Linked DNA regions of Mus musculus: region 2 is linked to region 1. Evidence: chromatin loops called from intact Hi-C (ENCODE). Cell type or tissue: heart. All regions are shown on one strand. Each heading gives the region's core, and the rest is flanking DNA. Links, peaks and the distances in the headings are about the cores only.

Evidence for each region. A loop is a pair of places that touch in the nucleus more often than their neighbours do. Peaks named below come from ENCODE experiments on the same cell type or tissue, not always from the same donor. Only the 100,000 strongest peaks of a DNase experiment are listed, where the experiment ranks them.
Region 2: a loop joins it to region 1, with 2.3 times the contacts of the local background. A loop is called at or near these places in 10 of 42 quality-filtered maps.

What each region holds. Positions count from the first base shown.
Region 1 is chr1:161,965,953-161,971,899 of GRCm38, reverse strand. It overlaps 4930558K02Rik (RIKEN cDNA 4930558K02 gene), which reads left to right. Exons shown (of 7, transcript NM_001204904.1): 2 at 3,904-3,989. Pigc (phosphatidylinositol glycan anchor biosynthesis, class C) reads right to left here and starts at 2,712. Exons shown (of 2, transcript NM_001039045.1): 1 at 2,621-2,712; 2 at 1-1,660. The coding sequence starts at 1,449. The coding sequence ends at 556. In heart, for the core only: a CTCF peak has its summit at 2,805 (motif pointing left); a DNase peak (open chromatin) is centred at 2,819; H3K4me3 peaks cover 1,663 bases; H3K27ac peaks cover 1,457 bases.
Region 2 is chr1:161,893,859-161,899,805 of GRCm38, reverse strand. Gm31925 (a long non-coding RNA gene) reads right to left here and starts at 3,513. Exons shown (of 3, transcript XR_373652.2): 1 at 3,422-3,513. In heart, for the core only: no CTCF peak of the experiment used is centred there; no DNase peak of the experiment used is centred there; H3K27ac peaks cover 392 bases.

The sequences.
Region 1 (5,947 bases), core at 1,364-3,863:
TAGATATATAAAGGTGTCCCTTAGTATACACAGAAAAGGCTAAACAACTGATTACACTTTTACACACACACACACACCTTCATACTACTTTTGTCTTATGCTCTCATAAAAATGAGACAGGGCCAGTGTGATGGCTCAGCTGGTAAAGGCCTGTTGCCAGGGCCTGAATTTGATGCGTGGGACATACATACTGGAAATAGACAAACCCCCTCTCTTATACACACATAAATAAGGGTTTCCTTGTTTTGTTTTTTTTAAAATACTAGACAATGCAATGGATATTACTTTTTTAATAAGCAGAACCCACATTACATCATTTGTTACAGGGAATAAAGGACAATAATTCATAACAGCACCAGAAAGCTTTTTCAGTCACAAAATAACTGAAGGACAAGCACCCTCCCCTAAGCCCTTGGTTAAATGCTTTCTTCTGATCTCAGCTCTACCATCTAGATCAGTCGGCTGCTTCAAGAGTGGACCCCTGCCTTTAAATGTTGCACCGGTTAGGCTCGAAGTCTTTCCGCTGGTCTTAATAATGAAATGAAGGTCCCTAGATTAGCTAAGGAACCTAGACAAGTCTTCCTTGATTTCAGCTTCATCCCAAGGCCCGTGAATATTTTCCTTAAAAAGCTGCAGATGAATGAGGTAGTAAGGGCAGAGACAGGAGATGGAAAACAGCAGGAGAGCAAAGAGTATGGCTCCCACAGCACTAATGGACAGAAGACCTCCAAAGGCAGAAAAGGCAAAAAGCAAAGTGACCCCTACATAGCTTCGCGGGGTGTACGCCTTCAGTTTCTTCTGTAACATGGGCCACAGTGCAAAGATCTGGATAGCAAACGTCACCATAATGAAGGCGTGGAGTGACCGGGGGAGGCGTGAGGCCAGGCAAACAGAAGCAAAGATGGCCATGTTCAAGGACAGGGTGCTGGATACAATAGCAGCATTGGCACCGTAATCAAAGAAGATGAGATGGCCTAACAGCATAAAGACTGCCATGGCGTAGATAGTGTCTGTACTGACAGACTCCGTCAGGGTCTTTAGCACAGGTGAAAAACCGTAAGTGAAAGTGATAAAGACCAGAGTACTCTTCAGGTCGGCCCACCGGGTCCGCCCACTCTTCTTCCGTCCATCACCTCCATCGATAAGATCGAATAAAACATACCCAACCAAGGAAGATGCCAGTCCGGTCCCAAAAAGCCACTGGGGAGCCAGAAGACCCTCATCCATGTACCACCAGATCACTACAAAAACACAGACACTGCACAGCTGCTGTATCACCACACTGGACTCAAATACCACAGCCCAGTACTGGTACTTCCGGGCATAGATGTTTTTCCGGAGTTCTTCCAGGAACCTCTGGTCAACATAGTTATCAGGGAACGGCTGCCGCTCATATAAAACCTTCTGCCACTTGACTTCTGGGGTGTCTGTTACACGTTGAGCACACATTATCTCATTCTTTCCTCAAATCCAGGTTGGCTCAATCTCCCTCAGGGACGTCCATGGGGTTCTGGTTCTTGATAAATCTGTAGATTAAGAACTCTCTGGAAATGCCATGCTGATACCCTACAGAACTTTCCTTGTTTACAAAGCCTTCAGTACAAGCTGAGCCTGCATTAGATGAGTTTGTCCTGAGGGTCAGGACAACACAGCTAAATTCCTAGAAGAGAGAACTGTAAATATATGGAAGCTGGCATCAGATACAATAAAAAACAACTTGGCTTACTGAAAGCCTAGATAAATTGTGTCTGGTGACATAATGCGGCATTAAGCCTTCACATTTTAAAGTGTAGTCTTAATAATTGATATCTGCATCTAACTCAGAATGTTAAATGTCTTATGCACCTTCTTTAACTGTCACAGCCTTACAAGTTAATACCAGTTATGAGTTTACCTAATAAGACATCTGAGTTTCAAAACAGTAGAGTATTTAGGTCCCAGGCTAACAGCGTGGAGCCAGACCTCCTACAAAAGTCTAGTGTCAAAGTCTCTGCTTCTGGTCGTCCTTCTCTAAGCCAGTCTTAACTTGGGCATTCATACACTCTAAGGTTTATACTATTTTTGCATGATTATATTTGCAACTTACGCAAATTTATAGGGACAGAATCCATCCATAGCCGTTACTAGGTCCCCAAAGGTATCTGAATAAGTTATCGGTCGAATGACAATAACCTGCACCGTACAAAAGGGCATGATCTCTCTATAGTTTTAGCCCAAACCAAGAACTCAAATCTTTTTTGTTCATTAGCTGAACTTACTATCCTTTAAAGTGCTATATCATCCTAATTAACTGAAACAGCAAAACTCTAGCGCAGGATCAAGAAAACAATCATCCCAGTCGTAAACACAGAGGTCATTCAGCAAATTCGAGAAAGAACTTCCTGCCGGACCGTCTGTATTTTTCGTGGAGGCTAGGATAGACCTTTGCTTTAAAAGCCGTACACCCTGGAGTCGGCCCTCACGCACTGGGACCTCGGGATTTGAAAGGTCCCCGTCACCGGGCGGCGAAGGGTCTTGGGCTACCACTCACCCAACCGGCCTGCCCCGCCCGCCGCTGCCGACCCCCGCCCCAGCCTTGGATCAGCCGGAAGCGCTCACAGCGAAGGACGCCGGAACCCACCTGCACCAAGCTCTTTAGGGGGGTGCACGACCGAGAAGAGCGGCCGCCTAGCTACTTCTACATCCGGGACGCCGGCTTGGAAGGGGACTACTGTGGAGGAGCACTTCCGGATCCGCAGCACTCGGCGGCCAAAGCGTCCCGCCCCGAGACTCCACACCGCGAGGTCACTGCTGCCCTCTACTGATTGCTCCTCTCCTGGCAATCTGCTCCTAGTGGAATGCTAAGCCTGGGAAGCAAATCCCTCAGTGGGAATTACTTCACAGGGTGTGGAAGGCAGGAGAAGGCAGGAAGAGTCGCGGGGCTGGTGGAAGACTGGTAACTGCAAGGTTACCATGACATGTGTTGACAGGCTCTCAGCCAAGGGACTTTCCATGCATCCAAACCCTCCTCCTATAGGTGCCAAACCAGGCTTCTGGTATTCACCAAAAAAAAAAAAAAAAAAAAAAAAAAAAAAAAAAAAGGGGGGGGGAGTCGGGGAGATCCCAGATCTCACATAGCATCCTGTGCGTTGACTTGCACAGAGACGATGCGATCATTAGTTTGTTTTTGACCAAAGTCAGGCAGCTGGTTAGTAATTGCAAGTAGATCAGAAATATCCAAATGTGGATGGCTCCAAAGCTGGATCCTTTCCTAGACTTTGCCACCTAAAAGAGATGAGGGTGGAGAGCCTTTGGGACGAGAGATTGCTGATTTTCAACTGGGGTCTTGGAAGTGTCACAGGATTTATAAATAGATGGAAGCTCGAAGAATTTAAAATATAGAGACTGTTAAATAGTGTGGACACAGAGGCAGAAAGCATGAACCCATTTATTCATATTCACACTATCTGGGCTTTGAATTCTTTGTCTGTAAAAGAAAGAAGGCGCTTATTTGTTCTTGGCCACCTTATGGAATGGTTGGAGGACTCTCGTGTTAAAATAGTTTGCAATGTATTGATTGCTGTGTGGTTGCTGTTAGCTTACTTTGCTTATTGTAATACCAGCACTGGTCAAGTATTTTAACTTTTTTTTAATATTTTGTTTTTAATTATGTCTACATATGTGCTCCTGACTCCAGGTGTCTGTGGAGGTCAGAAGAAGGTGCTAGGTCCCCTGCCGCTATAGTTACAGGCAGTCATGAGCTGGCTTGTGGGTGCTGTCAACTAAACCTGGCTTTTCTCCAAGAGGAAGGAGTGCTGTTAGCCACCAAGGCATCTCTCTGGCCCTGTGACTCCCTTTAAGATTTAGTCTTCGGAAGTGTGATAAACTCTGCAACCTGATCTCTTTCCATTTCTCTCTCTGTAGGCTTTTGTTCCAAAGTTTGACAAGATTCCTTGGCTGAGTGAGGCCAGCCTGGTAAACAAACCATTGATCCTGAGCATCCCCAGAAGGTAACTTCCCAGCTTCTGAGGACAGAGCCTTCGAGGCAGAGCTCAGTGGTTGTACTCTTAAGGTGGAGAGGTGCATGTGCCCTGTTGAGAAACCAAGTCGAATGCAAAAAAAAGAAAAAGAAAAAGAAAAAAGAAAGAAACGCCCTGGGTTTCTCAGACAAAGGTTATGCTATGTAAAGGCCTGGCTAGAAGAAATGAGAGCCGCCATAACCTTCATTTCTGCGTGTACTATTCAACCACAGACACTGTAACTCAAAACACTTCCATAGTTTCCCCCCACCCCGCTTCAATTTCTAGTCTTCGAATTCTAATTATCAATAACCTAGAACTATAACACGCCATCTTTATAGAGTAGCAATAGCTGTATTTCACGTGGGGCCTCCTCCAGTTTCATGGGTCGCTCATGCCCTCACAAAGCCAATAGATAACACATTTCTGATTTTGAAAACTGAGGATTTATATGTATGGGGCATTTCAGCTTCTACTTAAAATAATTAAGTTCTTCATTCAACACCTCCCCGCCCCTTACAGTTAAGTTGTCCCTGGGTGTGGTGATAAATCTCTGAGAGAAATGTAGGTTGTGAGATGATGGCGGGAAATAAGGAATCGGGGATGAGCAAGGACGGTGCAGAGGCAGTTCCATAGGCTTGTCTTAGACTGGAAATGGTTGCTAGAGAGAGCACAGGCTCAAAGAGTTTCTTTTCCTGTTGATAATCGTCATACATCTTTAGGTCTGTGAGCAAATGACCACATGAGGGGCATCCATGCCTCCATAACACATGTCTGCTTTGTCTACTCTTTAAAACAGTTCTCAAAAGGCTGATAGATGATTTTGTGTATTTTCAGAGCAAACATTTGAGTGCATGTTGTGTGTGTGTGTGTGTGTGTGTGTGTGTTTATCTGGCATGAGCAATGAGAGGTTCAATAAACTCAAAGGTTTGTTTAGGAAGTATCAAAGTAATATACCCACTAAGAGTTGATAACACCTCAAGAGTCATCGTGAGTAAATGATAACTTAGCATCCGTTTTCAATTCGACTATGTCATAAGCTCACATGCAGTCAGCTGGAAGCCACACTGATTAGGTTGGTCAGATGGAAGTAGCAGTGAATGGAAGAACTGGCCAAAGGTGACACTCCCTCTTCCTCAGTCAATGTTGCCTCAGATATCTGAGTCCAGGGCCAAATACGCTCAGTTTTCTAATTAGAAATATAGAAACTTTCAATTGCTAATGCCTGACATTAATAAGCTAACCGCCACCATCCCTTAGTACTCCCTGCCCATTAGATGCACTCTGAACCAGGGGCATCCCAGTGCATGTTCATCTTGCCTCCAACTCCCCTGTCCTCTGTCTGAGCCTCTGGTGAAAGGCAGGAAGTGGAGAGCAGAGCAGAGCTTGAGAGAGGCAGGCTTAGTACTCAACTGGGCAGGCATGGTACCTGTTTCAGAGTCAAGGTCAGGGTTGTCAGGGAGACGGGGCTATCTACAGCATCTGGAAAGGGACACAGAAACACACCACCACCACCACCACCGGCCAAATGTAGGTGAGTGATAAGAAGTTACTTAAGGTAGTAAGTGAAATTCTTTCCAATCAAACGCTAAGACTGAGGGAGCAATCTTGGTGTCTGGTTGGAGAAATGAGCCTACTTACCTCATAAAACGTGTGAGGTGAGTAAACAGTACCTATGGAGTGCCCTCACCTCTCAGAGGGCAGGATAAAAATACAGCTTATTGGAAAAGGAAAGAGGAGAATTGATACATAGCTATTTTTTTAAGGACAAAATGTATTTGTCCAGAGTTCCAAGTCCCACACTCTTTGTTTGGCAGTAACTTCCCTCAACTCTTAGGGGATTAGTTCTTAGGGATAGTTCAGTGAACTCAAAGTATTACCTACGCACCCGTGGGCAAGCAGATCTAATAGAATGGTCTAGAAAAAGGTAAAGGGATGTTTAGAGGAAT
Region 2 (5,947 bases), core at 1,127-3,626, 72 kb after region 1:
TAGTTTATGATCAAAGAGACATGATGGGTCACCATAGAAACTAAAAAATATGATATAAACTCACTGTGGTGCAAAAACTGTCTACCTCTGGTATGGAGGAAAATATATAATTCTTTTTTTTAATCAGGACCTGTTCATCTCTTCTTAATGAAGTTTTAAGTGACAGTTTTTTCTTTATCCCAGCTAGCTCCCAAATAAATGAGACAGAGATTATTAGATTTATTTAATAAGCTTGATGGCACAATAACTGAGCAGTTATTCATCTATTCTAATCTCTAAACTACTCTGGCTACCTCCCAGAAAAAGATCCTCTAGATACTTGCATTTTAGTACTGATCTGGCTCTCTCTGCTCCATGCCTGGTCTCTCTCATAGCATCTCCTCGACCCCCTTCTCATGGGAAATCCTCTCTTCCTTTCTCTTTTCCCCTTCCCCTTTCTGGGATAGGAAGTCCAGCCTTATTTTTCTCCTCTGCTCAGTCCTTGACTGATCAGCTCTTTACTGACCAGGGAATCTTTATAATTAGGGGATAATTGAGGAGCAATAGTTACACAACATTGAGACAGGGAATTCTTAGAATAAGCATTACAATGCCACATCTAGTTTGCAGTCAGACATGGGGACACTGAAGTCAGTGTGTGAATAATACAAGGATAATCTTTACACACTGCACAGTAACATTATGCCTACAATCTCTGGTTATGTGGTAGAGCCACTTACCACCAAGCCCCAGCAACCTGAGTCCAATCCCTGGAGTTCAAATAATGGAAAAAGAGAACCAGCTACTACAATGTGAATGTGACCTCAAGAAAAGCTTGCAAGACACTAACATTGGGATGCATATCAAGTTTTAGTCAATGAATTATCAAAGGTGAATCTTCTTTTATAATGCCTAACTGTAAACTTGTCTAATAATATTGACTGTTAAATGGATAAACTCCTTTAGCCTTTATTCTATGTGTCTTTGAGCCTTGAAAAAAAGTTGGCTTCCTTGATGAGTGCGCTGTGGTTCAAACTCTTCCTGCCCTGCACCCGTCATGTATACTTGGATTCTAGATACAACTGCTTTCAGGCCCTACTCTCCACTGAAGTGGAGAGCCAATGAATCCATGGTACCCAAGTGCCCCCAGAGGACTAGACAGAGCAGTCAGAAGAGAGATAAAGAGCAATAGAGAGAAGAAAAGAAGAAGGGAAGCCAAAGGAAGAGGAAGGCTCCTAGAGTTGATGCTGAGTTATGAGGCCAAATGATGAATGTTGCACTTGAACAACTGAGAAGAATCAGTGATCTAGGGAAAATGGGGTAAGAAGAGAGCTGGGGTAGCATGCTAAAGAAAAGAGCAGTGAAATAGGAAGATGGAGTCATAGTAACAATGGTGGCTTAGCGTATTCATAGTAACACTGATGGTTGGGGATATTTATTGAGATTAGTTGTTTTTCTGATATTCCACTAAACACTGACATGCATATTATTTTATAGGGACCCCATTAAGTATGTGCAATAATTACAGTTTTACATTTAATAAGTATCTTTGTAATAATAATTATTAGTTTATAGATTTGAGAATTCCAATCCACATGTACTGGCTAGTTTTGTGTCAACTTGACACAGGCTGGAGTTATCACAGAGAAAGGAGCTTCAGTTGGGGAAATGCCTACATGAGATCCAGCTGTAAGGCATTTCTCAATTAGTGATCAAGCTCGGAGGTCCCCTTGTGGGTGGGACCATCTCTGGGCTGGTAGTCTTAGGTTCTATAAGAGAGCAGGCTGAGCAAGCCAGGGGAAGCAAGTCAGTAAGAAACACCCCTCCATGGCCCCTGCATCAGCTCTTGCTACCTGACCTGCTTGAGTTCCAGTCCTGACTTCCTTTGATGATAAACAGCAGTATGGAAGTATAAGCTGAATAAACCCTTTTGTCCCCAACTTGCTTCTTGGTCATGAGTTTGTGTAGGAATAGAAACCCTGACTAAGACATAGTTCACAGATTTGAGAATTCCAATCCACATTAGCCAGTAATTTACAAAGGTAAACTTACTGCACAACTAGAATTAATAATGATCATATTTGAGTTGGATCTGTTCAACAAATCACTAGATTGCCTATTCTTTTGGAAGACACTTATCTGGGCAACAGGGAAAAAAAAAGTTTATGTTTATTTCCTAAGGAGAATGTTGTTAGGGGCAGTCTCTTTTCTCTTAAGACAAAAAACATAAGAGGATACATGTGAGAAGATGAGAAAGCAGCGGTGGCAAAGGAGGTTGAAGATAGGAAATCAGTTCTGGTTTGATGGAAACATTTGATTGGGTGAGAGAAAATTTCCCAAGGGACAGAAAGGGCTTCCGTTGCTGCCACAGTAAGTTAACTTGTAACGCGAAAGGAGGAAGAAAATGTCCGTGGACTTGATGATTAGGACATAATATTGTTTGAAAAGGAAGTCAGTTATTAACAAATGCTTCGTTGTTCTTCTCATGAGTTAGTTACTTGCCCTGTCAGAGGGAGTCAGCAGCCCGCAGTTGCCATTTCTGGTTATTCTATAGAGAGTGATCTAACAACGAAAAACAGTCTGCTCCTGTTCTGGACAGAAAAATGAATCATACTCTTTTTTTTATGAAGAAATGATTATCTATGAATAGTTATATAACTGGGAACTCTTCATTTAAGGGTCAGAATCTAAACTTGCGCTAACTCAGGCAGACGGGACATGCAGCAGATCTCCAGGTTTGGAGTCGCTAGTCTTGTGGAAAATGATGAACCAAATACTTAACTGCTGCCCACAGAAGCCTAGTTCCTGGGTTTTCAGATGGGGAAGGTGAAGCATGGGGATGTTAGAAAGTTAATACATAGGCTGTGAGATGGCTCCATGGAGTAAAGACACTCGCTACCAAACCCCATGACCTTAGTCCAATCTCTGGAACCCACAAGGTGGAAGGAGAGAACCAACTCCCATTAATTGTCCTCACCTTCAAATGTACATCATTGTATGTCTTCACACACAGACACAGATGCACAATAAACACATAAATATTCTTTCACAATAAATAAATAAATAAATAAATAAATAAATAAATAAATCTTTCCTTCCTTCCTTTCTAAAATTACCTAAAAGAGACTTTGAGTCATAACTGATAATAGTCTCAGATTGTTTTTTTCAACTTCAGGCCTACATAGTTCTCTGTTAAATGCTCTATATTAAATGTTCTATATTAAAGACAGGATTCAGTAGTAATTGTTACTGGTTTCCAGTTTGACGTCTCTGTAAACAGAGGTGTCTGATTACAAGTTCATTGCTGATTATACCCTCAAGGAACCGTCCGGGCGGCTCTGACTATATGTTTAAGAGCCAACTTCGCTCTTCTCATATAAAGCAATAGGGAAAAGTCATAGCAAATTCGCCTTGGGCCAGCAAGTCTCTGCTTGCCACCAACCTGTCTTCACCTGGATTCTTCAGGGTGATCTCAGTGAGAACCCCTCCTGCCGTGTCATAATGAGCGAGCAGAAGCGGAGGGAATCGCTGACACAGACCTCTGCCCTGTCATTTCCTCTTCCATGCTTGACTAAACAAAGGGCTGGCTTCCTCTGTTGCCATGAGGACGAATATAGACATCACTATATATATGTTAACAGATAAAGAGATCTTGCTTTTGCTCTGTATCTCTCAGCTTTAAATATTGTAAAGGGAGTGTGGTGAACAATGTCTGGAACCCCAAAACTTAGGAGGGAGGTTTAGGAAGGAGGACTGCTGTTGAGTTCCAGTCCAGCCTGGACTACAGCGGGAGACTGTGTCTCAAAAAGCGACAAAGCAAACAAAAAGAGTAGTCACGTAGCTGACATAATGTAAGCGCGTTTTTCTCTTTGTTCATGGAGTTTGAAAAGGTAATTACTGAATGCTTGGATGTAAAGCAGAGTTATGGATTTCATCACAGACATGGGTCTTGGCTATGGGTATAGATGGAAGGAAAGCAGTATAAAGAATACATACATCTTATTATATGCATGCAGATCTTAGCCTAAGGTACTGAGTGAATTTCTGGTTGAGAAAAGCTCCTAAGTGGGAACTAACTACTGGACTCCAGAATGACAGGCACAGCATACTAAGCACTCGCCTCAGGGGGAGAATTGATTGTCTGACAGAACTAGTCCCGTGTTCATTTTCCAAGCAGCCATGTTCTCCTTCTCCCTATGGATTCAGAATGAACTCGTCATTCGTTGGCCTTCCCTGTGCTATGTATGGTGTTTGCCAGATACTGCTATTCCCTCCCTCGGTTCTTACTTCAACCCCATGGCCGTCTCACTAGTCTCATTTGACAGACCTAGAGAATCTAAGCACTTTCCCCAAGGTCACAGAAGTAGTGAGTAGCCAGTCGGGTTCTGGAAATTCTAGTCTGTCACTTAAAAATATTGTTATTGCGATTGCATGTATGCATGTGTATAATGTTTGTGTGTGCATGCACGCATGCCACAGCACATGGTCAGAGGTTGGAGAAGAACCTGTGGAAGCCAGGCTTCTCCTTCCACTGTGGGCTCTGGTTACCAAATTCCCACTGTCAGGCTTTTTTTTGGCAAGTACTTTACTGCCTAAGTCATCTCACAGCCTGTAGGCCATCTTTCTTTTCTGATAGCGTGATCTATGTTCCTTCCACTAACCCTGCTCTTGCCATTTGTCCATCAAAGAGTTGCACCAGCATTTACTAATAAATGACAAGAGAGGAGAGTGGAGAAAGTAGTATTCTTTCATTGTTTTGATTTTATAAACAGAAAAATTATACACCATGCCTAGAAATAATGAATGGGGAATCCATAATTGAAGTTGCCATGAGACAAGATATAAAATTATCTATTCCCTCTAGTGTGTGTATGTGTGTGTGTGTTTGGTAGCATAAGCAAGCTCAGGAAAATATGAACAGTAAAAACATACTAGTTCTAACTGCAGGAGGTACAGGGGCAGCTGAGCTCTCAGCCCTTGGAATTTTATTTACTCACTGAAAGCTTTATGTGGCATGTGTCTGAAAGCAGACTTATCTCAGAAGAAGCACTCACACCAGTGACATCAGAGGGTCATGTAGCCGTGTGGGACCTAGAGATAAGCTTTGCATTGCAAAGCTGGTTGAAACCAAGAGCCTGTTTGTTAACTTCATGTGAAACATCCTTTTGGCAAACACGAAGTCCTTTGAAAGAAAGAGAGTAGAACACATGAGAATTGTAACCCAAAATTGAAGTAAATAGGAGTTATGAAGGAGAAAAAAAATCAACTATATCTGAATACATTGCTTTAATAATTAAGCTAATGTCACTTCTGTATGGCTCCTTCCCAGGGACATCACTGTCTAGAGTCCATCACTTAAGTGTCTTCTGGTAAGTGACTGTAAGGGTTGACCTGCCTGACCTTCCACTTTATTTTTAGGACAGTGGCACTCAGGGGCATGACTGTCTTAGGCAGCCCTGGATAACATATATTCAAACAAGCACACACAGAGCACAGCAAGCATGCTGCATGCTGCATGCTGCATGCTGCATGCTGCAGAAGGAACCCTTCTCTCTAGCCCTGTGCTACCAGTCAGTTTTGGTGCAAAAGCAAGAAGGGAGACGTTGCTTCCTGACCGTGTATTTTCAGTTTCTCAAGCAACTGTAACAGGAAGGCCTGAGACCACACTTTATTTCCTAGGAAGTGTTGCTTGGTTTCTATCTGCTCATTATTCTCGTCACGATTCAGTTTCTTTCTCGTTTAGATGTTTTGGTTCTTTCTAATTGAAAATATGTATTTTTTTCATGCGAGATATTACAATTACAGTTTTCCATCTTCCAACTTCTCCCTAGGCACTCTTTTTTAAAATAAAAAGTAAATAAGTAAATGCATAAATAAATATAGATAAATAAATAAATAAATAAAAGTTCACACAAAACTATTGATTGCTGCCTGCCAAGTCCATGGTGACAGAAACATAGGTAGCTCT